2 separate regions of the Mus musculus genome follow, and region 2 is linked to region 1. Evidence: chromatin loops called from intact Hi-C (ENCODE). Cell type or tissue: gastrocnemius. All regions are shown on one strand. Each heading gives the region's core, and the rest is flanking DNA. Links, peaks and the distances in the headings are about the cores only.

What was found. Peaks named below come from ENCODE experiments on the same cell type or tissue, not always from the same donor. Only the 100,000 strongest peaks of a DNase experiment are listed, where the experiment ranks them.
Region 2: a loop joins it to region 1, with 10 times the contacts of the local background. A loop is called at or near these places in 39 of 42 quality-filtered maps.

The regions. Positions count from the first base shown.
Region 1 is chr1:176,707,924-176,724,351 of GRCm38, reverse strand. No RefSeq gene overlaps it. Among named protein-coding and RNA genes, the nearest start is that of Gm26104, 16 kb to the right of the region's middle. In gastrocnemius, for the core only: a CTCF peak has its summit at 11,766 (motif pointing left); a DNase peak (open chromatin) is centred at 11,761.
Region 2 is chr1:176,846,405-176,862,832 of GRCm38, reverse strand. It overlaps Sdccag8 (serologically defined colon cancer antigen 8), which reads right to left. Exons shown (of 18, transcript NM_029756.3): 9 at 8,931-9,069. Among named protein-coding and RNA genes, the nearest start is that of Sdccag8, 40 kb to the right of the region's middle. In gastrocnemius, for the core only: no CTCF peak of the experiment used is centred there; a DNase peak (open chromatin) is centred at 8,516; H3K27ac peaks cover 751 bases.

The sequences.
Region 1 (16,428 bases), core at 5,271-13,270:
GACAGCAAGGTCTACGCAATGACTGCTTCCTAATCCGAGCTTCTCCAGTTCTGCTCTCTGGGATAAGCTTCCCTTTCCCTCCCAAGTCCTGGCATTGTTATGCAGATTATCTCAGGAGGCTTCACCTTGATCAGCTATGCCTTTGCTTCTTTTCTTGACTGGAATGTGAGCCTCAACAGGACATAGATTGTGAATGATTTATGGGCTGGCCCATAACAGGTGCTCCAAATGTATCCAAAGTCGTGGATTGTGTTCTTGTTTCTGTTTTCTCCGGCAGGTTTCACAATAATGAGGTTCTGATCTAGCCCTTGACTAATACTGTTGACAGTTCCTGAGTAGGCTGGCCACTGCCTGTGTTTCTCTTCTCTCTCTGTTCTACACAGTGTGCTGGTCTCTCTGACAATGTATGGGATAAATGTTAGCTGTCCTAGAAAATTCAGGGTAATGTCACTTACCACCAGAAGACCCGTCATTCTTAAACATGGTTAAACCTTTTCAAAAGCTGATGCATATTTTCATTTAAAATTGCCTCTTGGTACCAAAGAAAGGCATACATCCCTTGGCTTATGTATTAAACAATATAAATTGCTTTTATATTGTTTAATGTACCCTCAAGATGTTCATCCATTCGACAAACAAAAAGTTCAAGGCATGAAGCAGGTGCTGAGAGAATTCAGTTGTCAGTTGCCTGCACTGGGAGAATATGGAGACTGACTATTCAGAGATATGACCGAGCTATCAACAAGCATTGGAGCAAATCCAAATTAATTCTGCATCCAAAACCATGTTCTGAGCATTCTTATTTAATTTGTACTTAGTGTAATGTATACTTAACACACATACTACAGGCGAATTTTCAGCTTTACAAAAGTATTTTTTATAGGAGTCCTCTAAATGATAACCTTCCTGATTGAATTAAAACTGTCATTTGATCTATCATACTTGGCTTTTTTTTTTTTATGAAACTTGTTCTAGTTAACTATCTGTCACTCAAACAAAGTACCCAGGACACTAATAAATTCAAGTAGAGGAAAGGTTTATTTAGGTACATAGCTTTGAGATTCTAACCCAGGTCTGGTCGGTCCTGTAGCTTTTGCTCTTGCAGTCGGTTGGTCACACACCAAGACAAAAAGGTGAGAACAGGACCAGTTACTTCATATCCAGGAAACAAAAGAGAGGGAGCCCCACAGCCTTTGAGGATACATTCCCAGTGATATAAAGACTTCACACTCGGATCTGCCACAATCTGCCAACAGTGAGATGCTGAGAATTAACCTTTATTACATGAGCCATTGGGAAAATTAAAAATCCAAACAGTAGGCTAATTCTTTGGGATTCAGTTTACTTGGAATAATGTCACTTTAGAGGCCCCACTATTTGTCCTCTAATTGCACTGACTTCAGTGATAGTTAATGTTAACTGCCCTCTAGATAAGGCAAATTCCCAGAGGAGGCAGTGACAAAAGAGAGAAGTTGCTTCACAAAGCTAAGGAAGGCCAAGGTCTACTCCACATCTGAAAGTGGTTTCTAAGCATGCAGGTCAGACTTGAATCTCATTTTTTCTTAAGTCTCTTCAGAATACTCTTTGGTGCTCCTGGGATAGTGTCTAATCCTTTTAAGACAGGCAAGGAAAAACTATAACCACATCAAGTAGCTGGCATCTGATCAGCATATGAACACCAAGTTACAAATGGCGATGTAATTTAAATTCACCATGTGCCAGAATTATTTATTGATCTTCACACCAGCCAGCGGCTCTGTAACCTGGAATGCACCTCAATAATTCTAATCGGTTTTGATGTGCATTGTAAACCTGCCTATTGTACTGTGACTGTTGACATTTCTAGGATGGCATTTGATTCTGCTTTACCCGGGTCTATTCCAAGGCAGCAAGTCATTTATTACTGACAGATGGAAGTTGGGTCTCAGTTACTCCTCCTCCTCCTCCTCCTCCTCCTCCCCCCTCCTCTTCCTCCTCCCCCTCCTCTTCCTCCTCCCCCTCCTCTTCCTCTTCCTCCTCCCCCTCCTCTTCTTCCTCCCCCTCCTCTTCCTCCTCCCCCTCCTCTTCCTCTTCCTCCTCCCCCTCCTCTTCCTTCTCCTCCCCCTCCTCCTCCTCTTTCTCCTCCCCCTCCTCCTCCTCTTCCTCCTCCCCCCTCCTCCTCCTCTTCCTCCTCCCCCCTCCTCCTCCTCCCCCTCTTCCTCCTTCTCCTCCTCCTCCTCTTCCTCCTCCCCCCTCCTCCTCCTCCCCCTCTTCCTCCTTCTCCTCCTCCTCCTTCTCCTCCTTCTCCTCTTTCTCATCCTCTTCCTCCTTCTTATCCTTTCCCTCCTTCCTTCCTCCTTAAGATGGGTTGAAGCATCAACCAAAATGAAGGTTTGCTCTATCAAAACCATAGAAAAGAAACTGGTCTGGGGTATGATCTCCCATTGGCTGTACTTTTCAATGGATGGTTAGTGAATTGGAGAGTCAAGTGAAGTGGCTGTGTGTGGAGGAGAATTCTAAGTCCTGATGTAAAGGCAGATGACTTGCATAATACTGAGGGCCCTGGGGTTTAAGGGAGTCAGTGAACCAGGAGAAGCAGGTAGGGTCAGGATCTAGACAGTGGTAAACTGGTCAGTTCCTTCAAAGTCCACTCACTGATGACCTATGAAGGTACAGAAAAATATCCAGATGTTCAGGGTGGTCCAGACAAGAGATTGAGAAGTGGAACAAGATGGCCTGCAGAGCTTAAGACCTAGTTAAACAGTTCTTCCTATAAGTTTCCAAGGATGAGATTCATGTAAATTTACACCAAATTATTTTTTAAAGGACCCTAAGAAAAGCTTGACCATTTTTCTTTTGAGACAGAGTCTCACTATGCTGCTCAGACTATTTTTAATTCATGGGCTCAAAGAATTGTTTGGCTTCAACCTCCAAGTAGCTAAAACTTTAGACCTGCCCTAACATGCAGAGAACATTTGCTGTTTTGGCAAGGCTTATCAATTACTGGTCTATAGACTATTGATGTCATCATTTTGTGAGTCACAAATGGAAGAGATTGGACATGAACAATTCAGAGACATCCAGCATCCTAGACAAAGAAAATAAAAACACTCAGTTGCATGGAGATACATATGCAGCTCTTCCAGAACCTCGTGTTTAAAGTGATCTTTTAATGACTTTGATTTTCGGAGAAAAGAAAGCATTCTTTGAAAATCTGGCTGCCAAACATTAATGAGAATTTCCGTAATGGGTTCTTAGCTTTCTTGATTGGCACTGTGACAGCCACCAATTAGGAGAATGCTATGGAAATTATGACCTAAGATGATGATATTGGAGCAGGAGACCGGGTAGCCTGGGAATCTGTTCTATGAGGAGACAGAAGAGAGAGCTCATCTGGTTGAGATGAGACCGTCAGGAGATAAGAATCTACTTTGCATATCTATGTAGGCCCTGATACTAATCCTTGTCTGGAATATCACAGAGACTTGGAAAATTATTGAACTGTTGGCTTTGTTTGGCTGCCTAACAGACAGCATAAACGACTGGCATGCTTGGGAGCTGGGATTAGCTCAGGATGGGCTGATCTCAGCTCAGCATTGCTTGGCTGGGAACTGGAGGCAGTCCTGTAAATCTTTTGTCTTCCTTGCACTAGAGGACCAACTGAGTCATGTTCTACTCCAAAAATGGCAGAAACCCAAATGGAAAAAGGAAACACATGGGCCTTCTTAAAGCTCCTGTGCAGAACTCCAAAACTCTCATCTTTACCCCTATCTAATCAGCACAGGCAGTTCCATGCATGGCCAAGTCCAAATGACTGAATGAGGGAAGTTCATACTGGGAAGAACTGCATATTTATAGTCTAAAATGGGTAGCCTGGAGGAAGACTTACGGCCAATAACCTATCACCAATCTCTGAAAAAAAGAGCACATGCTTGTATTTTCTTGGGTGCAGAATTGAAGGAATAGGAAAAGTAGACAATTGCAATGTGGCAGGGAATTGCTTGCATCACAGATTCATTAGGTGCCCAATGTAGAAGACTTATGGAGGCCTACTTGTGCTCTTCATGACTGATACTGATAATACAAAGCATTTGAAATTCTCCAACAAGCCAAATAAGATTATCCAAGGCCAATCATAATTTTAAGCAGGGGCAACAGGGAGGAAAAAAAATCTTTTTTCTATATTTTAATTTTTTTCCATGTGCATGGATAGGCCTGTTGACCAGCAAGCCCCAGGGATTCTCCTGTCTCTTCTTTCCTTGCTGGGACAATAATCACAAACAACCAAGACCCAGATTTTTATATGAATCCTGAGGTTTGAACTCAAGTCCCCATGCTTGCATGGAAAGCACTTTCCTACCTGAGCTATCCCCAGCTCCCAAAGCATACTCTCCATCCTTTATACTGCAACTCTCTACTCTTTGTCTTAGAAAGGCTTTGGCTGTCTCTCACCACACATTTCCCTACACCAAACCTCAAGCACCAATGTTGTTCACATCTATAAGTTACTCATTTGTTATTTAACGCTTCATGGGTAATAGTAAGACCTCATCAGTCCTCAATCAGCGACAAACAGGCACCTCATATCTCATCCTGGAGAATGAAAAACGGTTAGTCATTCCTGCACAAAAGCGGTTCTGTCACCAGGTTGAGATCTCTCTGTGCCTCCTAAGTGCAGCTCTTCAGCGCATAATTATTTTAAAGAGGCGGGCCACTGAAAGGAAATAAAACTTGAGACCTGTGATTCATGTAATTTATGTCAAATAGCCCAAAGAGTTGTTTGTGAGCTTTGAAATCTGGGGCTGAGAACATAGCAGAACAGGCCAGGACATGCCCGGGCAGGTCCGTCGTTACATGTCCTGACTGGCCTGGTGCCTCCCTATCTCCCGCTCTTCTGACAGTCTGTTGATGTTTAAATGGACCAATCATGTGAAACCGCGCCAATTTCTCCCCCAGCCCCACCCCTTTTCTATAAAAGTCCCTAGCTTCCAAGCCTCGGGGTCAAATCCACTATTTCCTACGTGAGATTCGGTTCGACCCGGAACTCTGCCATTATGGCTCCGCCATATGGTCGACACCTCTGTCTCCTGTGGCTCCATCATTAAACTACCTCATGCTTTTACATCAAGATGGTTGTCTGTTCATGATTCTTGGGTGCACGCCGAATCAGGAATTGAGTGGGGGTTTCCCCACTAGGTTCTTTCACCACCCGTGTTTTTCAGTGATGTTGGTTGAGGACCTGGGTTTATTCTGCCTTGCATGGATCCTCAGCCTGTCCCCATTCTTGGTTTGCTTTTTTATCAGGTTGATCCTTCCCAGAATGCCATTCTCTTTTTACCGAGTACTTCAAGGATCGAGGAGGTATCAGTGATTTTTATATGCATGAGGAACCTGACACAGAAATATGAGTTTCTGAAACTCCTCAGAATTAAGAATGTAGATATGGAACTATATGTGGAAATATGTCTTCCTGTCAACCCCAGCCCTGTGCTCTGCTGCCAGCTGGTCTCTACCATGTCCTTCAGATGCACCTTGATTAAGAGAAGGTTTGACCAGGTTTATAGAACTAGCTTGCTTTAAAAAAAAATCCGTAAGTTGTCTCATCAGTGAAAGGCATCACGGGCCACTTGCGCATGGCAAATTTATCACAGTGTTCAGGTAGAATTTCTAAACACAGGGAAGGTGATTACCAAACAATTCATTATTTGACAAGCTTCGATAGACGTCCCACAGATGCATGTCTGATTGATAACACTAATTGGGACCAGAAAGTGCATGGGCAATTGGAAAATCTCGGTTACCCCTACAAATGCCATTATAGTTGCTGTGGTTTAGTTGCTGTTGTTAATGAGTCAGTTTAGCTTGGGCAAATTTAGCTTGAATTACATTTAGCTAGATTCCTTTTCTTATTGACTGGATATCTGGTAAGGATAGACCACAGCATAAAATTCTATTGAAGCTTAGTGAGGAAGCAAGTCACGTAGTTTATAAGGCACTTTAAAAAAAAAATTATCTTTATACATAAGTATACTGTTGCTGACTTCAGATGCACCAGAAAAGGGCATCAGATATCATTACAGATTGTTGTGAGCCACCATATGGTTGCTAGAATTTGAACTCAGGACCTTTGGAAGAGCAGTCAGTGCTCCTACCCACGAGGCCATCTCGCCAGCCCTATAAGGCACTTCTTTTCACTTACCTGCTGGCTCACTTTGTTAAAAAAAACAAGACAGGGCTCTTTCTATGGTCTCTCTTTCAGTTTTTTTCCTGCATTTATGTTCAGCTCCACAATATCATTGACTTTGGCAGTATAACTTTGTAGGCTTAGAGTTTTTAAAGCCTACTTTATTTAGGGTTCTTGAATACTTCAGCCTCCTTTCTAGCCTGTTGTGGATAGCCCTGGGGCTAATTATATTTGATGTTAATTCTATCCTCCTGTGAGTGGATTCGAACAAGGAATGAGTCAGCACTCAGGTGATTTCCTGTAAACCTGCTTCCCACCTTAATAGGTAAAATAAAGGAGAGCTGATGATTGGGCAGATAAAAGGGAAGTTGGAGTGGAAGGTGAGGAGGGAGAAGAAGGAGAAAATGGAAGAGGGAGAGGATGCAGAGGAGGAGGAAGAAGAAGAAGAAAAGCATAGCAGAAGCACATGGCCTGAAGAAACGGTGAGTTCTAAGGGGTCTCATGAGCTGTGGAAGATGGTAGTATAGCAGTAGATCTGCCCAATCTAGGCGCGCAGCATTTATCATATTAACTGTGTCGTGTTTTCATTGCTGGGGTATATTTGGAAGGAGATTTGCTGCAACACTAGCCCACCAACCAGAGTCACGCACCTGTTTAGAACTAGTTCTTTGCTATAAAAAACAATGAATTTATGAAATTCTTAGGCAAATGGATGGATCTGGAGGATATCATCCTGAGTAGAGTAACCCAATCACAAAAGAACACACATGATATGCACTCACTGATAAGTGGGTATTAGCTTAGAAGCTCAGAATACCCAAGATACAATTCACAAAACACATGAAACTCAAGAAGATGGAAGACCATGGATAGTTCAATCCTTCTTAGAAGGGGGAACAAAATACCCATGGAAGGAGTTACAGAGACGTGTGGAGCAGAGACTAAATGACTGCCCTACCCGAGGATCCATCCCATATAATAAATAACCACCAAACCCAGACAGTATTGTGGATGCCAACAAGAGCTTGCTGACAGGAGCCTGATATAACTGTTTCCTGTGTGGCTCTGCCAGTGCCTGACAAATATAGAAGTAGATGCTCACAGCCATCCATTGGATGGAGCTCAGGGTCCCCAATGAAGGAGCCAGAGAAAGTACCCAAGGAGCTGAAGGGGTTTGGAGCCCCATAGGAGGAACAACAATATGAACTAACCAGTACCCACCCAGAGCTCCCTGTGACTAAATCACCAATCAAAGAAAACACACGGTGGGACTCATGGCTCTAGCTGCATATGTAGCAGAGAATGGCCTAGTCGGTCATCAATGGGAGGAGACGCCCTTGGTCCTGTGAAGGTTCTATGCCCCAGTATAGGGGAATGCCAGGGCCAGGAATCAGGAGTGGGTGGTTTGGGAACAATTCAACTCTTTAATATCAGGATACCAACAGTCTACACCAATAGTAAACAGCAAACATGCATCAGTAGTGGCAGTCCAGTCCAATAACAGACACCTAACATGAATCAGGGGCAGTGGCTCAAGCGGAAGCAGCAAGAATCAGTCGGAATAACACGAGGAATTCCTTGGTGTGTTTCTTTCTATGAAGACCAGCAAAGCGTTGCATGGCCAGTGAAGACCAGCAAAAAGACCAGCCAAGTGTTGCACGATGTCACAGTGCAAGAGCACCCTGTCACTGTCTGTGGGGTTCTACTTATACTCTTTCCAAACAACACGTGCCTACTTCAGCATCTGCTCCAGCAAACTGTCACATACCCTCTCATGTGTCTGCTTCAGCAAAACATCCTCTCACAAGACAGCTTCCAGAAACCATCACTTGACACAACTGGGTTTCCAAAGAAATTAGAAATTTCCACTTCATACCTACACCATCAGGGGCAGTGCAGTACGGGTGTGGACTTCAGTCCATTTTGTGGGCTCCAACACAAGCTTGTGTATTTCATGTCTTCACTGTCTTCGTTGTACATCCGTCTTTTCTCCCAGTTCTGAGCTCTAGGGACTGGAGACCCCAGCATCAGAGATGAAAATAACAGCCTTTCAGAGATGACGTCACCAGTAATGAACCCATAACTGTGTAAGGTTAAAATCTCTGTGTTAAAATCCCTCCTGTCTCTTTTCTATCTCTGCCATCATTATCTGTCTGGATCCCGTGTTTTTGTGTCTACGTTCCAACATCCATCACTACCATCCCTAGTTCTTATTATGTCATCTCTATTTCTATCATCTCTGTCTCTCTCTTCACCTCTCCAGTCTCTGTCTCCCTCTCTAAGATCTCCACCTCTGCCCCTATCATACTTGTCTCCATTTCTAAATTTATCTCTGTCTGTATCTCTCTAGCATCCATACCTGTATTTCTGTCTTCTATAAAACCTTCCAGTGCTTCTGGTCCTCTGGAAATCCTTCATTATTATGGTTGCTATGGGCAAATGCTTCCCAGTGGAATGGCAGCAGTTGGGAAGAAAAGTATTACTAAGCAGGAGAGGCCGGGGCACACTCTGGAGCCCTTGGTTAACCGTGAGAGACATGGTAGGTACAGAAAGGCAACCTGCACTTTTTTTTTCTGAGTTCTGGAAGGATTTTCTTCTATTTCCCAATTCACAGACTAGCTTTATTTTATTTATTTCTAACTAATTAATTAATTTATTCACATCAAACACTTCCCCTTCCCAGTCTCCCCTCCCAGACACCCTCCATGCATCCCTCCCCCCTTCTTGAGAGGATGGGGGTTCCCTGGGTATCCTTCTACCCTGGGACATCACCACAGACTACTTTTAGACTTTTCAACTGTGTTCAGCAGTTTGATTATGTTGTACCTTAATGTTGTTTTCTTCCTATTTCTGGTGTTTGGGGATTTAGAGCTTATGTCTATAAGCTGATCATTTACAAAGGTTTTGATTATGACTATTTCAAATATCTTCCCCCATTATTCCCACTCACCTCTTATTCCCAGGATCCAAATAGACGGAACTTAGCTCCCTAACTTTGCTTTGAGGCTACATTCGTTTTTAAGTGTTTTCCCCTTGTACTCCTCTTTTAAGCTAGCTTCTATTGTAGTCTTTAGGTGGACTAATCTTTCCTTCTGAAGTGCCCATCCACCACTAATCTCTCTAATATCTCTTTCATCTTAGACTTTACAGTTTTGATCTTCAGTAGTTTGATCAATGTCTTTTTAAAAAATACCTTTTTATGGGTTGGTGAGATTTCTCAGTGAGTAAAGACATCTGCCCTAAGCCTGACATCCTAAGTTTGATCCCTGTGACTCTCAGGATGGGAAAGAAATCAAATACCATCTGCATATAGTTGACCTATGCACACATGGCAGGCATGTGCCTCTTATAAATAAATATAAAAGAGCTTCTAATATCTTTCACAACTACTTAATATGCTTCATCTCTTCTTTACTATCTTGAATAAATGGGCCATAGTATTTATAACCAGTCTGATGTTCATTGTCTAACAGTTCTACTCTCTTTGCTATTTCAAGGTCTATTTCTATTAATTTGTTTTTCTGCTCACTGTGAGTCACACTTTGCTGCTTCTTGGCATGCCTAATAAATTTGGCTAGATGCTAAACATTTTTTTTCTTGAGTGATGGATAACTTTGTATTCCTAAAACATTCTTGAGCTTTATTCTCATAAGATTCTTTTTAGGCTAATCTTCATTACATGGGATCAGCAAAGTCTTTAGTCTCAAGTTAATTTTATCTCTATATTGATGCAAAATCCTTCTATTGATATACACAGTACATGAATTATGATGTTTTTCTAACCTAGTTAGAAGTATTATATTTTAGAATTTGAATGTACTCAAAGGCCCATGGTGGATACACTGTGGCACTATTGGGAAGTGTTACAACCAATGGAAGATAGGCCTTAGTAGAAGGAAGCTAGGTGGCTGGGATTATGTCCTTGAAGCTATTTAGACCCTGGTGTGGCCCGCTACATGTTGCACAAGATTGCTCCCTCATGCATTCTCCCCCATGGTGCCTGCCTTGCTTCAGTCTTGCACTGAAACAGGAAAGCCAAACCAACCATTTGTTTAAACCCTGGAAACTGAGAGACAAAAAATTATTTATCTTGAATAGATTATATCAGGCATTTTGTCATAGAAACAGAAAACTGATTAACACCAGGGGGAGCAAAAACCCAAAGTATTCCTAGACAATGACCCTAGGATCCTTTCCTTAGAAATGTATTCTCAGGATTCAGAAGAAGGCTCTCCAGGCATCTTTACACACACACACACACACACACACACACACACACACACACACACACCGTCTCTGTTAAGTTCTCTCTTCCCTGTATACTTTGTAAACATTAGCTGCCTGGATACCAAGTTCTGATCTTGCTAGGCCTTAAAGGAAGCCTTCTCTCTAGGCCAAACCCGGAAACTCCCTCTGGGGAAGAAATGGGGACAATTTTAGAACATATCTGCATGAGCCTCTCAATCACCCTCCTTTATGTCTATGTACATATGAAACTTACTGCTTTGTATGTTGTGTCTGCTGCTTGGGAATGATAAATTTGGCCTATGTTACTGCATCTTGGTAGAAATAGAAATTATAGGTAAATTACTTCAGGGATAAAGGTTTCCATGTTAAATCTGCTTAATCTGAAAGTATCTTTAATTACAAGTCAACCTCTAAAATACACATATACAAATATACCCAAAGCTCTGATGCTAAGTAAAGTCATTGATATATACAAGCTACAATTTTTTGATATTTTTATAACTAAAATAAAACACAAAAATTTAGATAGTATTCTCCATCTGAAAAGTTTGAAATTTTTAGTTATTTTCATTAATTACTATGACTATAAACCAATGTCTACAAACACATAATGACAAGATCTTGTTTTGAATCATTATATCTGAAGAGTGTTCCATTTTTTTCTTCTATAAGAAACCCTTTAAAAATACGCTCTGGCTGGCAGTGGTGGTGCACACCTTTAATTCCAGAACTTGGGAGACAGAGGCAAGAGGATCTCTATGAGTTTGAGGCCAGCCTGGTCCACAGAGAGAGTTTGATGACAGCCAGAACTACACAGAGAAACCAATACAAAATGACCAGCCAACCAACCAAACCAAAAAAAACCAAAACCAAAAAACAAAAAAAAAAACAAAAACAAAAACAACAAGAAAAAAAAAACAGAACAACATAAAAACATACTCATGTTTAAAGAAAAATTTAAACTAACTGTTTTAGGTTTTAAATTAAAACTTTCTATTAAGCACAGCCACAAATGATAACAGGGTGAGGTGGTTGAGGGCTAAGAAGTATGGCTTGTGATCAAAGAAGACACCAACTTCAAAATAACAAACAGCCTTAAGTTCCAGTCCTGTGCAGTGCTTACATTTCAAGCAATAAAAAACAAACAAACAAACAAATAAGTAAAATTAAAGCCTAATTCTTCAGTTACACAAGACGCTAGTATAGACTCATTTCAAAAGTAGTTCTGTGGGGATGGATGGCTTAGTGGTTAAAGTCACTTGCTGCTCTGACAGAGGATATGAGTTCCTAGTACCTGAGGCATTTCACAAACATCTGGCGCTTTAGCTTCAGAAGTGGAGGTGTCTGTTGCCCTCTTCTGGATTCTGAAGGCACTACATGCAAATGTACATACATACACATGCATACAAATAAAAATAAATATTTTTTAAAATGTAGTACTGTATAGGTTCAATATTTAAATTCCATTGTGTCTTTTTATCCAGCACTGATATTTCCCAAACTACTTTCGTGGTATCTCCTGACACATTTTCAGGAAATACTAATATAGACTCTGTGGATAAAAAGAATCTAAGGAAATAAATAAGTTTGGGGTAAATACTGAAAAGATATGCATTGACGTCCTATTTTCAGATATGTATAATGCACAGTCATGTTAAATATGTGACAGACACTGCTTTGGTTTGTTTAAACTAATACTTTATTAAATTCCACATGTCTAGCCAGGCGTGGTGGCGCACGCCTTTAATCCCAGCACTCGGGAGGCAGAGGCAGGCGGATTTCTGAGTTCGAGGCCAGCCTGGTCTACAGAGTGAGTTCCAGGACAGCCAGGGCTATACAGAGAAACCCTGTCTCGAAAAACCAAAAAAAAAAAAAAAAAAAAAAAAAACCAAAACCAAAACCAAAACAAAAAAACAAAAAAGCCAGAACCTTTAAAAAAATTCCACATGTCTTAGGAGAAATATGTTATTTGAGAAAAAAAAGGTATGGAGTTGGGTGGGTGGGATACAAAGGATCTGGGAGGAGCTGGGGAAAGGAGGAAGTGTGATCAGAATATGTTGTATGAAAGCAAATGCGGTTTTTTTTGGCAAGCTCTATTCCAGGTATTAAAATATTTATAATTATAATGTGATGTCATGGCTCTTGTTATTACTAGGACTATGCCATAGGTTGGATTCTTTGCCTATTAAAAAATTTCTATTTGATGATTATTTTAATGTTATGGTACATAAAATGTGGTCACTAGTCCTTTTCAGCTATGACATTTCAGTCAGTATAAAAAAACCCTAAAGCCCAATTCTTCAGTTCCACAATGTGCCTCATAAGAGTCTTCTAGTTCGTATTTCTGTTTTGTAGGGTCCATACTAAATATCTCAATAATTATTTCTAAAACACGCCATAGCTTTCCAAAGTTCCCAGTCACCACTGACAACATTAATTTATTAGTCTTCATAAAAGCTTTGTGACTTAGAAAACAGAATGCCTTCCTGCAGGGAAGCCTGTGGTGTTTTCACTTAAGGGAAACTTGAGTTGTTGGGTTTAACTGTACTGTTCCCTTAGGAATTTGCTCAAGTCCCCCATCGTCACCTGCATGTGCTACAAGCTGCAGCCTGAAGTCTCACCATTTCATGATAGGAAGGGATGGAGCCACAGAGACGCACTTATACAGGGCCTGTGAAGTGTGTCACTATCCCAGGTATCTCTCAAGAAAGAACAAGCTTTCTCCTGTCTCTGTCGTGTTATTTCTACACCACTCCTTTCAGCCAGTGTAGCAGGATACTAGGCCACAATAAGGGCTGGAGAGATGGCTTAGTAGGAAATAGTTCTTGTTTTTGCAGATGTGAAGACAGAGTTTAACCCCCACCCCCAGCATCCATATAAAGCAGTGGGCATAGGGTTATGTGTGTGATGTAATTCTAGATATTGGGAGTGAAGACAAGTGGTGAGCCTCAAGCTCAGTGAGAGATTTTATCTTAAAAGGAATAAGGCAAGAGTGACAGAAAATACCCCTGACCCCTGTGTGAGCATGCACACTGGCACATTCACGTGCACACAACACACATTGGTCCCACATACATATTTTCAAATGTATGTTTAGACTATACAAAGGGGAACACAGCCCCACACTTCTTTATAATGAACAGGAGCACCAATTGCAGGTTGGAGTGGAAACAATAACCCTAAGCTTGTTTCAAACGGTGACAGAAATCATCTCCCTTTTAGATGACTGTTTGCGTAACACTGCCTTCTCAGTCCCTCTCCAGGACAGTGCTGGGAAGGAACAGGACAGGGCTTGAAGGTGTACCCAGAGAGGGGTCTCTGCAGGTTGTTAGCCTGGGTGAACAACACAGGATGCCTGCTTACATTTGAATTTCAGACTACTGACAACTTTTATCCTAGTGTTGGGCATTAACTTTGCCTACTTTCCTGTAATGTTTCCTTCTCTTCTGATTTTCTTCTCAGCATGTTTTCCTTAACACTTTGGCATCCCCTCCCCCAATATGATGGGCTTCCTCACTCTTTCTCCACATCTCTGCCCCATCCTGTGGTTGCTTGTTGGCCATGGTGTCTAACCTTCGTGGCCACTTAAACAGTGTGGCTTTTCCCCTTCCCTCCGCAAGCCTCCACTGTAGATTATAGTCTGATGGTCCTGGAGTTATTCCTTTAAAATCTAATAAAAGAAAGGGATTTCGGACACATATCTGTGTTTCACTCACTTTTTCTTTCTTAGATGGGAATTAACACAGAGACCCCTCCAACTGGACGATATGCAGAGAGTGAGAGACATTGGAGCACTCATTCCTAAATAGCATGTCTTCATCAAACTCTTCACTCAGGGATCAGGATGAGGAGACAGAAAACTGCAGAGGTGGTGGATGACTCTAAAGAAATTGTCCTCCAGATGCAACAGGACTGATGCACATATGAACTCACAGAGATACGGCAGCATGCACAGAATCTGCACACATTCAAGGCAGACAGTTCCCAGCTCTGAGAGAGGGGAAATGGATACAAGTTTCCCTTCCTAATCAAGAAGCTATCTGCAATGGATACCTACTTGTACAGGAAAAGTTGGTCTTCTTCAATGAGGTTCACTGGCTATATTAACCAAACTTCAGAATGTAAGGGTCCATGATTCTCCAAAGAATGAAACCCCAGACTCAAATAATATGTAAACACAAAGAGTGTTTTATTCTACAGAAGTCCAGCATGCTGGGGTCTCCCATTACCAGAATAGAGAGACATCCAAATGAGCTTTCAGCCCTGATTTTAAAGCACATTAGGGAATTCTGAGGTAGGTGACCTCTATGTTAATTTTTTGGGTCGATTGATTCTACCGACATTCCATTAGGATATTCCATTACCGGGGTGTGGGGGCTGGAAACTTGCTTTTGGGGGTCTGGAAACTGCTGCTGACCCATTGTCCTTGCCTCAAGCCAGGTGGCTGGGCAGCCTGTGAGGCCTGGTCTTGCCTGGAATTGCTGAGTTCTTGGAAACAGGAATTTAGGCCTAGTCTCCTTCACTGCCAATTTGAAGCCTGTCATGGAGTCAGCCTAGCCTTCTCAAGAGTAGATCTCATGCTCAAGAGCAGATGGCCAACACAAAATGAGTGCAATGGTATTTTTGTAGGGTGTTTGTTTGTTTGTTTGTTTGTTTTGTTTTGTTTTTGTTTTTTGTCTCCTATAGCTTTGTTAGGACCTTTTGTGTCTTATTGCTCTTTTCCTCACACATTTTTGTTTCTGATTTTGTGTGTTTCTTGGTTTGTTTGTTTTGGAGAAAGAGAAAAAAGGTATGGGGTTGGGTGGATGGGGGGTATGAAGTAGCTGGAAGGAGCTGCGAAAAGGAAGAAATGTGATCAAAATATACTATATGAAAGCAAACTTTTCAATTAAAAATTTTAATAATATTGTTCTTGAGCTTTTACTTGGGTTCATTCTTAAAATCTTTTATTAATGAGACTAAGAACCCCTCAACAAGGGACTTCTAATTTCCCTGTATCATAACTTTGAGGATGTGTGATTAATTTTTTTCCCAGTAAGGCTTTCTACTGAAGTTGTAAAAATATCCTGAATTTTGGAATCTAATGTCTTTGGGCTTGGCCCTTCTTGTACCAGCCATGTGGTTTGGGGGAAAGTTGTGTGATTTGTGAGCCTTACTGAACTTACAAATCTGACGTAGGTGATTGAAGGGATTAAGTAGGCATGGCCATTACTATTGTCAACTTGGCATGATCTAGAATCACCAGAGAAGCTGCTTGCTTAGCCTGCCCTTGAGAGAGCAGGCTACCGAGTAGACCAATGGCCATTAGTCTGAACGTGGTTGGCACCACTGGGCTGGGGGCCCAGACTGAATCAAAAGGGGACAGGGAGCTGCTTACCTACTTATTCTCACTGCGCCTGCTTCTTACTGCAGATCTGATGTGACCAGCCACCTCATGTTCCTCTCCCCCCGACCTCCTCACTCCATAGTAGTCTGTACCCTCAACCTGTGAGCTAAAATAAACCTGTCCTTCCCTAAGGTGCTATGGTTAGAGTGTTGAAATAGCTAACAGAGCAGAGTGATAATACAATATTCCCCAAACCTCCCTGGAATGAATAAAGTGGGTAACCCACAAAGTTCAAAGAACTACAGTTAGAAGAAATTTGTGTGTTTGGCTCACCTTGATTCTGACTCAAATTTCAGTGTCTATGAACTGAAAAACCTTGAGATAATCTGATTTGCCGTCCCTAGGTGCCGTTGACTGGTATATTTCTACCCGAGGCCAGAAGCACAATGAGAAGGAATTGAGAAGAATAAGGTCAACCTTCTCATTTTGTAAGAATTCCAGGCTTTGCTTTCCAAATTGTCCAGGTCACTCAGAGGGCATAAAGAAGCCTGGAACAGAGGAAAGGCATGGGTACAGATCCTAGGCTGGATCCAGCTGGATGAACTCAAAATGCAGTGGGCAGCTTGGTACAGGACCACTGGTAATAGCCATCCCCTAAACTGGTTGCTCATGTGCCATGACCTTCTGGGGC
Region 2 (16,428 bases), core at 4,602-12,601, 140 kb before region 1:
AACCACAGATCTAGAAAGTGGAACACAACCATTGCTGGACAGTACTTCCACACCATTACCTGAAAACAACATTATGAACTGCCCAGGCCTGATATTTGTTGTTTTTTTTTTTTTTCATTTCTTTCTTTTTTAATTAGATATTTTCTTTATATTTCAAATGTTATCCCCTTCCCTGGTTTCCCCTCCGAAAATGCCCTATACCCTCCCCTCTCCCCCTGCTCACCAACCCACCCACTCCAATTCCTGGTCCTGGCATTCCCCTATACTGGGGCATAGAGCCTTCACAGGACCAAGGGCCTCTCCTCTGCTACATGTGCAGCTGGAGCCACGAGTCCCACCATGTGTACTCTTTGTTGGTGGTTTAGTCCCAGGGAGCTCTGGTATTTGTTTCTTATAAACAGGTCAGGAACTTTCACAGCCACTAGAAGGGTAAACAACAGTGCCATAAAGCAATGCCTTCTACTCTGAATGCAATACAAACAATGACCACTGGGTGGCAACAAACACCAAGCAACTACTTCGGATTAAAAAGTGCTTCTGAACTGAAAATATCCACAGTCCCTATCTTTTAATACTCTCCCAAAGCAAAATTCGTATGTTTTATCAGAACATTAGGTGAAAACTCACAGACTCCAACACCATGTTATCACATTTCAATACAGTGTGAATGCCAGGTACATAGCACACAATGTCCACCTCATACATTCTTTTTCCTTTTTTAAAAATTCTTCTCTCCCGGGACTCCGCAGAAAGTTGTCTGCACAGACAAGAGTGTGGACCACAGAAGCTAACAGCCTCTGTGACAGGCGAGAGCCACAGAGCTTCTGAGGCAGCGCCGTTTTCGGGCTCCAGACATCCGGCCACCTTCCAGGCGAGAGGACAGGGGCCCTCCTGGCCCTGGAGGTTTTTGCCTCAGGATCTGCGGAAGCGATCTTGGTTCCGGAACTCCACAGAAAGTAGTCTGCACAGGTGAGAATGTGGACTACTGAAATTAACAGCTTCTGGGACAGGCCAAAGCAACACAGCTTCTGGGAAAGGTTCTGTTTTGGCCCTTCATCTTTGACCAGGAGGAGGTCCAAACGCCAGATAACTGTGCACCTTCCCTGTAAGAGGTGAGCTTGCCTGCAGAGACTGCTCTGACCACTGAAACTCAGAGGAGAGAACTAGTCTCCCAGGTCTGATGATAGAGGGTAACAGAATCAACAGAGGAACAATCTCTAAACAGAGACAACTATAACAACTAACTCCAGGGATTACCAGATAGCGAAAGGTAAACATAAGAATCTTACTAACAGAAACCAAGACCACTCAACATCATCAGAACCCAGCACTCCCACTTCTCCCAGTCCAGGGCACCCCAACACATCCGAAAAGCTAGACCCGATGGTAGAGGACATCAAGAAGGACTTTAATAACTCACTTAAAGAAATACAGGAGAACACTGCTAAAGAGTTACAAGTCCTTAAAGAAAAACAGGAAAACACAACCAAACAGGTGATGGAAATGAACAAAACCATACTAGACCTAAAAAGGGAAGTAGACACAATAAAGAAAACCCAAAGTGAGGCAACGCTGGAGACAGAAACCCTAGGAAAGAAATCTGGAACCATACATGTGAGCATCAGCAACAGAATACAAGAGATAGAAGAGAGTATCTCAGGTGCAGAAGATTCCATAGAGAACATCGGCACAACAATCAAAGAAAATGGAAAATGCAAAAAGATCCTAACTCAAAACATCCAGGAAATCCAGGACACAATGAGAAGACCAAACCTACGGATAATAGGAGTGGATGAGAATGAAGATTTTCAACTCAAAGGACCAGCAAATATCTTCGACAAAATCATAGAAGAAAACTTCCCAAATCTAAAGAAAGAGATGCCCATGAACATACAAGAAGCATACAGAACTCCAAATAGACTAGACCAGAAAAGAAATTCCTCCTGACACATAATAATCAAAACAACAAATGCACTAAATAAAGATAGAATACTAAAAGCAGTAAGGGAAAAAGGTCAAGTAACATATAAAGGCAAGCCTATCAGAATTACACCAGATTTTTCACCAGAGACTATGAAAGCCAAAAGAGCCTGGACAGATGTTATACAGACACTAAGAGAACACAAATTCCAGCCCAGGCTACTATACCCAGCCAAACTCTCAATTACCATAGATGGAAAAAACAAAGTATTCCATGACAAAACCAAATTCACGCATTATCTTTCCACGAATCCAGCCCTTCAAAGGATAATAACAAAGAAAAAAAAAAAACAACAAACAATACAAGGACGGGAACCACGCCCTAGAAAAATCCCTCAACAAACCTAAAAGAAGACAGCCACAAGAACAGAATGCCAACTTTAACAACAAAAATAACAGGAAGCAACAATTACTTTTCCTTAATATCAATGGCCTCAACTCCCCAATAAAAAGACATAGACTAACAAACTGGCTACATAAACAAGACCCAACATTTTGCTGCTTACAGGAAACTCATCTCAGATAAAAAGACAGACACTACCTCAGAATGAAAGGCTGGAAAACAATTTTCCAAGCAAATGGTATGAAGAAACAAGCTGGAGTAGCCATTCTAATATCTAATAAAATTGACTTCCAACCCAAAGTCATCAAAAAAGACAAGGAGGGGCACTTCCTATTCATCAAAGGTAAAATCCTCCAAGAGGAACTATCAATTCTGAATATCTATGCTCCAAATACAAGGGCAGCCACATTCATTAAAGAAACTTTAGTAAAGCTCAAAGCACACATTGCACCTCACACAATAATAGTAGGAGACTTCAACACACCACTTTCACCAATGGACAGATCATGGAAACAGAAACTAAACAGGGACACAGTGAAACTAACAGAAGTTATGAAACAAATGGATCTGACAGATATCTACAGAACATTTTATCCTAAAACAAAAGGATATACCTTCTTCTCAGCACCTCATGGTACTTTCTCCAAAATTGACCACATAATTGGTCACAAAACAAGCCACAACAGATTCAAAAATATTGAAATTGTCCCATGCATCCTATCACATCACCATGGACTAAAGTTGATCTTCAATAACAAAATAAATAATAGAAAGCCAACATTCACATGGAAACTGAACAACACTCTTCTCAATGATACCTTGGTCAAAGAAGGAATAGAGAAAGAAATTAAGTACTTTTTAGAGTTCAATGAAAATGGAGCCACAACATACCCAAACTTATGGGACACAATGAAAGCATTTCTAAGAGGAAAACGCATAGCTCTGAGTGCCTACAAAAAAGAAACTAGAGAGAGCACACATTAACAGCTTGAAAACACACCTAAAAGCTCTAGAACAAAAGGAAGCAAATTCACCCAAGAGGACTACACAGCAGGAAATAATCAAACTCAGGGGCGAAATCAACCAAGTGGAAACAAGAAGAACTATTCAAAGAATCAACCAAAGGAGGAGCTGGTTCTTTGAGAAAATCAACAAGATAGACAAACACTTAGCCAGACTCACTAGAGGGCACAGGGAAAGCATTCTAATTAACAAAATCAGAAATGAAAAGGGAGACATAACAACAGATCCTGAAGAAATCCAAAACACCATCAGATCCTTCTACAAAAGGCTATACTCAACAAAATTGGAGAACCTGGATGAAATGGAGAAGTTTCTAGACAGATACCAGGTACCAAAGTTGAATCAAGATCAGGTTAATGATCTAAGCAGCCCTATATCCCCCAAAGAAATAGAAGCAGTCATTAATAGTCTCCCGACCAAAAAAAGCCCAGGACCAGATGGGTTTAGTGCAGAGTACTATCAGACCTTCAAAGAAGATCTAATCCTAGTTCTTCACAAACTATTCTACAAAATAGAAACAGAAGGTACTCTACCCAACTCATTCTATGAAGCCACAATTACTCTGATACCTAAACCACAAAAAGACCCAACAAAGATGGAGAACTTCAGACCAATTTCCCTTATGAATATTGATGCAAAAATCCTCAATAAAATTCTTGCTAACCGAATCCAAGAACACATCAAAACAATCATCCATCCTGACCAAGTAGGTTTCATCCCAGGGATGCAGAGATGGTTCAATATACGGAAATCCATCAACGTAATCCAGTATATAAACAAACTCAAAGACAAAAACCACATGATCATCTCCTTAGATGCTGAGAAAGCATTTGACAAAATCCAACACCCATTCATGATAAAAGTCTTGGAAAGATCAGGAATTCAAGGCCCATACCTAAACATGATAAAAGCAATCTACAGCAAACCAGTAGCCAACATCAAAGCAAATGGTGAGAAGCTGGAAGCAATCCCACAAAATCAGGGACTAGACAAGGCTGTCCACTCTCTCCCTACCTATTCAACATTGTACTTGAAGTCCTAGCCAGAGCAATTAGACAACAAAAGGAGATCAAGGGGATACAAATTGGAAAGGAAGAAGTCAAAATATCACTTTTTGCAGATGATAGGATAGTATATATACGGGACCCTAAAAATTCCACCAGAGAACTCCTAAACCTGATAAACAGCTTCAATGAAGTAGCTGGATATAAAATTACTCAAACAAGTCAATGGCATTTCTGTACACAAAGGATAAACAGGCTGAGAAAGAAATTAGGGAAACAACACCCTTCTCAATAGTCACAAATAATATAACTCTAACTAAGGAAGTGAAAGATCTGTATGTTAAGAACTTCAAGTCTCTGAAGAAAGAAATTAAAGAAGGTCTCAGAAGATGGAAAGATCTCCCATGCTCATGGATTGGCAAGGTCAATATAGTAAAAATGGCCATCTTGCCAAAGGCAATCTACAGATTCAATGCAATCCCCATCAAAATTCCAACTCAATTCTTCAACGAATTAGAAAGGGCAATCGGCAGATTCATCTGGAATAACAAAAAACCTAGGATAGCAAAAACTCTTATCAAGGTTAAAAGAACCTCTGGTAGAATCACCATGCCCGACCTAAAGCTGTACTACAGAGCAACTGTGATAAAAACTGCATGGTACTGGTATAGTGACAGACATGTAGACCAATGGAACAGAATTGAAGACCCAGAGATGAACCCACACACCTATGGTCACTTGATCTTTGACAAGGGAGCTAAAACCATCCAGTGGAAAAAAGACAGCATTTTCAACAAATGGTGCTGGCACAACTGGCTGTTATCATGTAGAAGATTGCGAATTGATCCATTTCTATCTCCTTGTACTAAGGTCAAATCTAAGTGGATTAAGGAACTCCACATAAAACCAGAGACACTGAAACTTATAGAGGAGAAATAAGGGAAAAGCCTTGAAGATATGGGTACAGGGGAAAAATTCCTGAATAGAACAGCAATGGCTTGTACTGTAAGATCGAGAATTGATAAATGGGACCTCATAAAATTGCAGAGCTTCTGCAAGGCAAAAGACACCGTCAATAAGACAAAAATACCACCAACAGATTGTTAAAGGATCTTTACCTATCCCAAATCGGATAGGGGACTAATATCCAATATATAAAAAGAACTTAAGAAGGTGGACTCCAGAAAATCAAATAACCCCATTAAAAAATGGGGCCCAGAACTGAACAAACAATTCTCACCTGAGGAATACTGAATGGCAGAGAAGCACCTGAAAAAATGTTCAACATCCTTAATCATCAGGGAAATGCAAATCAAAACAACCCTGAGATTCCACCTCACACCAGTCAGAATGGCTAAGATCAAAAATTCAGGTGACAGCAGATGCTGGCGAGGATGTGGAGAAAGAGGAACACTCCTCCATTGTTGGTGGGATTGCAAGCTTGTACAACCACTCTGGAAATCAGTCTGGCGGTTCCTCAGAAAATTGGACATAGTACTACCGGAGGATCCAGCAACACCTCTCCTGGGCATATATCCAGAAGATGTCCCAACCGGTAAGAAGGACACATGCTCCACTATGTTCATAGCAGCCTTATTTATAATAGCCAGAAGCTGGAAAGAACCCAGATGCCCCTCCACAGAGGAATGGATACAGAAAATGTGGTACATTTACACAATGGAGTACTACTCAGCTATTAAAAAGAATGAATTTATGAAATTCCTAGGCAAATGGATGGACCTGGAGGGCATCATCCTGAGTGAGGTAACCCAATCACAAAGGAACTCGCACAATATGTACTCACTGATAAGTGGATATTAGCCCAGAAACTTAGGATACCCAAGATATAAGATACAATTTGTTAAACGCATGAAACTCAAGAAGAACGAAGACCAAAGTGTGGACACTTTGCCCCTTCTTAGAATTGGGAACAAAACACCCATGGAAGGAGTTACAGAGACAAAGTTTGGAGCTGTGACGAAAGGATGGACCATCTTGTGATTGCCATATCCAGGGATCCATCCCATAATCAGCATCCAAACGCTGACACCATTTCATACACTAGAAGATTTTGCTGAAAGGACCCTGATATAGCTGTCTCTTGTGAGACTACGCTGGGGCCTAGCAAACACATAAGTGGATGCTCACAGTCAGCTATTGGATGGATCACAGGGCCCCCAATGGAGGAGCTAGAGAAAGTACCCAAGGAGCTAAAGGGATCTGCAGCCCTATAGTGGGAACAACAATATGAACTAACCAGTACCCCGGAGCTCTTGACTCTAGCTGCAAATGTATCAAAAGATGGCCTAGTCGGCCATCACTGGAAAGAGAGGCCCATTGGACACACAAACTTTATATGCCCCAGTACAGGGGAATGCCAGGGCCAAAATGTGGGAGTTGGTGGGTAGGGGAGTGGGGGGAAGGGTATGGGGGACTTTTGGGATAGCATTGGAAATGTAAATGAGGAAAATACCTAATAAAAAATATTAAAAAAACAGGACACAGGGATGTCTACAAAGAGTGCCACCTGAACTGTGCCTCCTATGAGGATCAAGTGTGCCATCTATGCATGCACAGAGCAGCCTGCACGGGCTCAGAGAGCTCAGGCTAATGCTGTTAGAATTCACATGCTGGATCTGCACGAAAGAGTGTGGTGGAAGATAATGCATGGAAACGTATCTCTTCCTATACTTCAGGAGAGGGATTCCCTAGGGAGATAGTTACAACCCAGAAAACCTAAGATAGTGGAAAGGACACACTGGAACAGGGGGAACCCAGGAGGGCAGTCAGGACGCTACAGCAATAGTCTGCACACGTGGTGTAAACGCTCAGCAGAGTGTGGGAGGGGAACGGTGGGCACATAGGGGACTGGAGTCATGGTGAGGTGTGGGCAGGGGCTGAAGATATTGTAAATGCTATACGTCTGAGTTGCTGGCAAAGTAGTATTAGTGAGCAAACCAACGGCAAAGATGCAGTAGATAGAAAGTGGGGCTGTGTAGAAGATGCTCACAGCAGATGTAGCTCAAGCTAGAGCAGTGACAGGAAAAAGCCACATGTCGTGTTCAGTGGCCATGGATGAAGGAGGAAATGGATGAAGGAGGAATGAATCTCAAGAGATCGGACACTGTGGCGGGCAGGACTGGGAAGCCACACTTGGGTTTAGTAAACCAGACCCAAGAGTTCCTCACAGAGCCACACAGAGAAGACCCACAGGAGGACCGTGCCAGCCAAGCAGGAGAAGAAAAAGACTGCCGTAAAGACAGGACAGCTGACACTTCCAAAGCTACTGCATGAGGGTGAATGTGATGAGGACAAAAGGAGGGTGGGCCCTGGATTGGTACTGAGGAAGTGAACAGTTCAATACGAACACAATCTGGAACTTGCTGAAAGCCCGACTGCACTTGACCAAGGGTGACAAGAATGTTACCCGGAAAGACACCACCAAAAAGATAGGGAAATTAAAGTTGGGTGAGGCAGATGCTGCAGGCACAAATAACTGGAACAAGACCAAGATACCCAGGCTCCCTAGCTTCACTGAGGCTTTTAAACTATAACTTTGAAATCCTAGTTTATGTTTGGATGCTATCGATGATGGTAGCGAGAGAGTTTTTATTTGTGAAAACACATAATAGGCAATTTTGGTTCAAGGAAAATTTTTGGTTTTTTCAATTATGAACTTTTATTGGCATTGTAAAATGTCCATCCTGATAACAGAAAGTTGTTTTCTAGTCAATGGGAGTGGACTAAATTGTAAGTGATACTAAGGGACTTTATTAAAAATGTGTCTGTGTATAATAAAATACAGTATTCAATATCGGTAGATGGGGGTTGAGCTATCTTAAATAAAAAAGGGTATCATTGCCTCTTTTCTCCCTGGTGTGCCTTCCCACTCCTGACGTCCCTTCTCGCTCTCTTGCCTGCAGGCTTTGATCCAGTGTGAGCAGCTGAAGAGTGAGCTGGAGAGGCAGACAGAAAGACTGGAAAAGGAGCTTGCCTCTCAGCAAGAAAAGAGGGCTGTGGAGAAGGAAATGATAAAGAAAGAAGTAACCAGAGAGAGGGAAGATGCAGAGTCAAAGGTATTGGGTGAGATGCTCTCCCACAGCTATGGCTGCATCTGATGGGTAGATCACAGTGGGGAAGGGCAGGCTTTGGCTCAGTTTCCAGTCCCTCCTGATAAGGGAGGTGGAGCTGAGCTCCTTCCACTCCTGGCAGTAGAGGACTGCCATGGATGCTCCTTAGGTCTTGAGAGATGCTCAGGCCAGAAGTGAAGCTAGACTAAACCATCAGAGGCTGCCTGTAGTGACTACCTATCTGTAAACAAGATTATGCACACCAGCAGGTCTCCCAAAGCACTTTCCCACATTATTTTACACTTCTGAGTAGTGGCAGAACAGAAATATTTACAGAAGAATAAGAACTCTCCAAATAATATATATATATTTTAATTTAGAGAAGTCAACATTTGTGGACTGACATCTGTTTTGTGTGTTTGCAATTAGTTCAGTTGTAAAAAATAATCAGAGAAATACACATGTGGAAAGTGGCTGTGTGCTATATCCCTTTCCACCCATCAGACTTGCCTTGGTCTTCTCAAAGTTGGCTTCCTCTGTCATCTGCACAGCATGCTTCACCTGCTCATAGGCACTTGTCTCTCTCTTCTGCGCTTCTGCCAAGCTGCTCCGCACAGAGACTAGCACAGACATTAAGTCATCTCTCTCTCTGTCAGCACAAAAAGAACACACCAGGTAAGAAATGAAGAAAGGGAAGCACTCGTGTGTATTAGAAGTGCTATGGCGGGCCTGCTCAGCACGCATCAAGCACCACCCAGAGAACGACCCTCTGTCCTCCTTCGGCAAGTGGCAGGCAGAGTGGCAGAAGGACTGCGGCATTCCAGGCAGGACCACATCTGCATGGGACAATACCCTTTTTTGGAAATGGCTGGCATATGCAGGACCACAGAGAGAGGCCTCAGCAAGAGGGAATGACTTAGAAAAGGGAAGTGAAGGAGCTGGGACAGGCAACCAAGTTCAGAAGAGTGCGCACATCAAAGGCAGCTTTACCAATGAGGAAGTCTATGTGAAAGACTTAGAATATTTGAAGAGAAACCTTGGTCTCACTCGTTAGCAGGCAGGGGTGGGGGTTCAAAGGCCTTGACGTGCTGTCTACTCTGGCTTGCTAGGACTGGTGGACACACTTCCTTTTAATCCTTCCGTGGCCTCATTTTCATCTCCCCCACCCCCAGTCAAATTCTCTCAGCTAGTTATGAAGTCTGCTGTTTATTTCTGCTTTTTATTTCAGTGGGTATTTTTATGGGACCCCTCAAGCCCTCCAGTTGTATCTTTTAGGAGCTGACACTCTAATTGAACAAAATCTTGGCTACTGGTCTGAATCCTGGGCAAGCTCCACCCCTCCCTTAATAAGCCTCAGATGTCCACTAGGCTGGGCTGCTTGTTGAGTAAGCAGAATACCAATGTTGTGACATGAAAAATTGCTAAGATCCAATTTCCCGGGTTAAACGAATTCCATAACAAACTCTCAGGATATTTCGAAACTTATCACTGTACAACAATCCGTAGTAGGGGGAACTAGAGAGACAGCTCAGGGAGAAGAACTTGCTCTTCACAAGGACCTGGGTTCAGCACCCACACCAAGTGGTTCCCGACCAGATCTACATTCGGTCTCTCAGGACCCCATGCAGCATGCAGACAAGCTAGCACATGTATATGCAAAATAAAGATATAGTTTAAAACTGTACATACCCACGGTGCCAATGAGAGAAATGAGGTGGTAAATTGTCTACATCTACAAAGCAGAGTGAAAAGCATGCTGGACTGTACATGTGCCATCTTGTGCGCCATCAACATGACCAGCTCTCTCATGCAGCGTCAACCCGCTGCCAGATTATAAACTGTCAGAGAAGAAGCAACTGGGATAAAAAGAAAGAAAAAGGAAAGAAAAGCAAGCAAGCAAGCTGCAAGCAAGCAAGCTGCAAGCAAGCAAGCTGCAAGCAAGCAAGCTGCAAGCAAGCAAGCTGCAAGCAAGCACTGAAGAGTGGTTTGGAAGATCGCAAACACTGATTCCAAATACCCTTCTAAACTAACTAATGACTCCACAAATCTCCCGAAGAAAAGATTTTAAACTATCTGTGGTATTTGGAAAATAGTCACACACAGTTTTAGAAACATGTAATGCTGAACACATTCATAAAAGCTCTTTTTGTTAAACCACAAATTGTTACAAATAGCATAAAATTCATGGAATGGTGATGAGCTTCCTGATTTGTTTTAAATCCATGAAAATTACTTAATTTTTATCCTAAGTGAAATAAAAAACAGTAAATTGTTCTGATTGAATATTATGAGGCATAATTATGTGGGAGAGTAAGAGACTCAAAAGCAGATTTATCATTCTAAAGTAAAAAAGGAATGCAAGCAAAACAGAATTTGTACTTATTTGAGTTTCAAAACAAAAGTGTAAATAACATAAACCGGGATACACAAATGACAAGGACCTATGAACCTGGAAGAAAATCACCCTTAGGAGCACAAAGCAGTCTGAGAATCATGTGCTCGCCTCCCTGAGAGCTACTGAATAGCAAAAACGTTATAGCTCGGTGGCATCCTTTCTCTGCCCTGATACTACTCTATCACAAGGACGAGGTTCCCAGCCCCAAAGAGAACGGCAAGCTGCCCAGTGAATGTAAAACAAGTTAACTGACCCTGCGAGGCCAAGAGCGACCACCTCTGCTTCTCACGGAGATAGCTTTAAGCCACTTAGTTTATTTTCAGGGCACCCTCTATCAAGAGTAGTATTTGTCACATAGTAGATCCTAGACAAAATAAATGACAAGAAGAACATATGTACGGGGCCGCAAGATGACTCACTGTGGGGAAAGCGCTTGCTGCTGGGGATGACAAACTGAGTCTCATGCCAAGGACCTACATGGTGGGAGGAGTTAAACAACTCCCGAGAGAGGCTCTCTGCCATGGAATGCATGTGTGCACACAAACACATGCACATAAAAAATACATGTAAAATTAAAGCCACAAATTAAACTACTTTAGAATAGTTTAATCTGTTTATGAGTCTACTATCTTTCCATATTAAAATAAACTAAAAAGCTCAAGTGTATGACTAAGGACATCCATAACAGGAAGACTTCATAAGTGATACCAAAAGAGATTTCCCAGTAATAATGTTGTAAGATTTACATGGAAAAAGTCAAGTTATTATTTAGAAGAGCAAAGTAAACGTTAATTCTTCTAGTTCAAGATGCTTTAGGATATAAATTCATCAACCCTTAAGCCAAAGAAAATCATTACAAATGAGCCCCAAACACAGACATTTCATTAAAATCATCTTTTAGGAGATGGCAAACAAACATCTGCACGGGTGGGAGTGAGCCACTCCAGCGCCTCCTATGGCCATGGGAGGTTATGGAGAGCCATCCTGGCAAGCTCAGGGTCCTACACTTAGCGCTGCATCTCGCCTTTGGCTGTGTTTCAACTCCACTCCTTACCCAACACTGTATACTCAGGAAACAAAGAGCTCTTGGTGGCAGCCTGGGCTCGTCAGTGGGGAGCCTTGGTTCCTTCTACCCCCATCTTCATCTGCCTGTCACTTTCTTAGCTGATCTCCCACTTTGCACCCTACACTTTCCTCTTGCATTTGTCAAGACTACTGGGTATTCAGAAATGTGACAATAGTATGGCAGGTAGCCAGGTGGATTGTGGGCAGGTGCGTCCTCCTTCAGAGGCTGTGTCCAGAGGACAAAACTAGTGTTAGGCCTGAGGACAAAGGGACACAGTGGAACAGACACATGCGACATCATCTTCTGAGGCAAAGTTGTACAAAAACTTAAAAACAGCACATGATCACCCCAGGGTCTCAGCCAGGGCGTTTCCTGGTGAAGGTGAGCCAGCCCCATGAACTGAACTCACAGTACTCCACAGCCCAGGTAGAAAGCAGGCAGGGGTAAAGACAACACACAGAACACAACCTGTGAGGGTAGGGATGGGGCTGTACTGGAAAAGCCCTTGCACACACTATGAGTGCAGCACATCAGAAACTTAATGAACTGTCGGAGCAAGGGAAGCCAGGTGAAGACCCTGAAAACGTCAGCCGTGGGTGTAAATACACATAGGAGAAGGTTGCTTTAAGAAACATGAATCACAAAAAGGGATCTAACATGACTGCCCTCCGAGGGATCCAACAAGCAGCTGAAAGAGTCAGATGCAGTTATTTGCACCCAACCAATAGACAGAGGCTGCTGATCTCTGTGGTTGAGTTGAAGAAGGCTGAAAGAAGCTGAGGAGAAGGGCGATTCTGTAGGACGACCAAAAGTCTTGGTTAATCTGGACCCCCAAGATCTTTCAAACACTGGACCATCAAACAGCATACACCAGCTGATATGAGGCCCCTAACACACACACAGTAGAGGACTTCCAGATCTGTGTTCATTCAGAGATGAAGCACTTAGCCCTCAAGAGAACAGAGGCCCCAGGAAGTTTAGAGGTCACGTGGGGTGGGGGGTAGGGGCATCCATGTGGAGATGGGGTGGGGTGGGGAGGAAGTGTGGAATGTGGAACAGCTGGAGGGTGGATGGAGAGGGGAGGAGAATGGAATATGGAGTGTAAAAAATGAATTACAAGTAAAATTAAATTTAAAAAAAGAAAAGAAAAAAATCATATAATAAATAAATAAATAAAAGAAATATGAATCAACCTCATCTGGAAATACAGAACTACTAGGCAATAATGCTTTAAGTCACTGTCAATTTTATGCATTTGCAGTAAACAGCGTTTTAACAAGCATCATTACTCCTGTCTTTAAGGAAAGTCTAGAAGGCTGATGAAACATTTCTTTGTGCCTCATTTTTGGAAAGCTCCCTGCTGCAGCTGTTTAATGCCAGCTGGACAGAAGCCTGCCAATGATCACAAAATGGACCAAAACCCAGGACAGCACTACTGGAATCATTTCTCCTCAAAAAAAAAAAAAGTATCCAGGATTTCTCTAAAGAATTTTCAACTACCACCTGAAAACTATTAAAATTTGATCATTATGAAAGAGAATAAAAGAAATTGGCGTTGCTTTTACCTACTTTATGGGACAAAGCAGCCTGAGTGGAAGACACTTCAGAAGATTTCAAACCAACTTTAAAAACACAAGCAATATTAACACATCTTAAGTGACTTACTACGATCCCCAGTGTGGAGCACCACAGAAACATGGGTGGTCTGGTCCCCGTGGTATGCCTCACGCCCTCCCTGTCTACCACATGTCACTTACGGTTCACATATCCAGAAGAGATCTTGCTGGAGTGCGGAAGGAGTAGCTGGCGACTGGTTTCACAAGTTCATGTTTCTCAAGGCTCCAGCAAGCTCTTTGGATTTATCACATTTAAGGTTCAGTTCCCAAATCCTACATTAAAATCATGTAGCACGCACTGACTGACATTAAGTACACAAAACTAGAAATCCAAACCCAAGGCATGCTGGATGCTTTTCAAAGTCAGCGGCATGCTCAGTAGGCAGCATTGTGCACTAATAAGTTGGAAAGGTCTAAATATCAGATTACACAAAGGGAGTCTTACAATCCATAAAAATAAGAAAAGCAGAAACCTTTCGCCCTATTCTGTGACTGAAGTGGAACATAAGGCCACATTGCTGACACAGCAGAAATGTGCACTAAGTAGGCCAGCACTTCCTCTCAAAGGCTGAGATCAAATTTAAGATAACAAAAGTAGAATTCATAAATGACAAGAATCTACTTTCTAAACAAAAGCCAGACATCCGATCAATATAAACACTGTAATCTCCCTCAGACACTCAGTCAATATAAATCAATGTGACTCTCATTCGACATGTTCTCTACAGCCTAGAAGGCCAATGCTATAGAGGTGCACGCTGATTTTATTTGTTGGTTGATTCCACTAGACTGACTAGTTAAAACTGCCTTTGACATCTACTTATTATAAAACATCATCGTAATATTTTTTCATAATCTCCATGTAAAATTAGATTAAAGACCAATGGGATTAAAGACTGAAACAAATCTTGAATCCTTGTGGCCCCTTTCTACCTTTTCAGTGTTAACTACTGTTAAATATCTGATGTGCATTCTTTCAAATCTTTTTCTCTATACATATATGACCCTAGAGAAAGTATCTACTATGATATATAGTAGAAAATCAAATGGTTTTGCTTTGCTGTTATCCTAGGTCATTTATTTACTTTGGAGTTAGGCTCACACTAGACCACATGGGTCTTCACATATGTGTATGTGGATATACAAAATCTGTGTGAACTCTGTGTGTGGCTGTGCATACAATTTTTAAGTTTTCACGTTTATTTACTGTGTGTGTGTGTTACACATGTATGTGCCACAGTACCACTGTAGAGGCCAGAGGACAGCTTATAGGACTCAGGGCACTCCTTCCACTCTCTGGGCTCCCAGGGACTGAACTTAGAGCATCATGTTTTGCAGCAAGCAGCGTGCTGGCTGAGCTATCTCTCCAGCCCCGATTCTTCCATAAATCGGCATAGCTGACATATACCACAGTTTAGTTCTTTCTTTTGAAGGATGCTCAGGCTTTTACACCCTTACAAATAATGCTACAAAAGCATTCTCTATGATGCTCTAATGTGTGTACATGACCTTTTCTTTGTAGGAAACTATAACACATAAATTAAATATTAATAGAGAGTGCTACATCATCCTGCAAAGTAGCTGTGCTGATTTCATTGTGCCACCGGCAAGGCACGGAAATCCTGGTCTCAGTGGAATCATCCACCATTAGTCATGGCCAGTCCGATGGAGTAGGCTGCTCTTAGTCGTGTAAATATCTTCTGATAACTGACAGCTTCCTCTCTTACCAGCCTCTTCCCCTTACTCACAGTGCAACTGGACAGTCTGCCATGTTTTATTTCAAAACTGCTTACATACTCTAGTAGTTAGTTACCCGTGGCAAGCATGTTCCCAGTCTTTTACTATAATTGGCAATATTTTACTTTAAGTAAATTAAGTCAATTAATTAAAATTGTCCTGTAGTGCTGCGAATTAGACCCTGGACATGTGGATCAGTGTCACACCGCTGAGCTACACAAGGAACCTTACGCTCTGTGAGACAGGATCCTGCTCTATATTCAGACTGGCTTGGATCCTCTGCCTTAGCCTACAGAGCTCGGTCACCATAGGTGTGGGTTACCACCCCCGATGCCCATGAGGTCATTTTTTAATGACTCAAGGGAATAATCTTTTGCTGTTTATGACTTTCACTTTTGCATGTCATGCTGAGGATACAAGTCCAAAGCTATCAGTTTACTTCTAATACTTTTATAGTCTGAACTACATTTGGCTCTTTATACATAATTCAGTTTGCAAAGTACAGTTCTATTTTATTTTTATCAAATAGAAAGAAAAATTTAATTTCTCTGAGCCACTGCTTCCCAACTTATAAATGCACATAACAGTGCCTGCCTTACACAATGCATTTTAAGATTAAAGGAGACTATGTTTTTCAATTACCTAGCTCAGGCCTGGTCAAATAACACTCACTATTATTTGGGTAGGAAAAATATTATATGTGTGTGTGTGTGTGTGTGTGCATGTGTGTGTGCGTGCATGTGTGTGTTTTATTGAATATATGTAAAAGCTTTAATAATAACTCACAACATACTTAGCAAAATCAAGGCCATCAGCTACCAGTCATCCCTACTGGCAAGTTGGGTTTTGTACAGCAGTCAGTACATTAATCGTGTGTGGAAGTCACCGTTGGCAGAAACATCAAACCTTCTTATGCTCTGTGAAGTGCAGAGGCTCTGGTGTTTAGTATGTAGATACTGCTCAGCAGAAGAACGCTGAGCATTTACAAAGAAGCACTGTATAGATATCATCTCAACTACTGTCCCAAACACCTCATATGCTCTAAAAGTGAGAAGACAGAGACCCAGAAAGGCTAGACAACCCCAGTGAAATTACACAGCAAACAGTGGAAGAACTAGACTATGCATCCAAGGCAGTCTGTGTCAAAGCTCAGTGCTCCTGTTCATAAGGTAAAGATGCCTTTGTATATTTTCC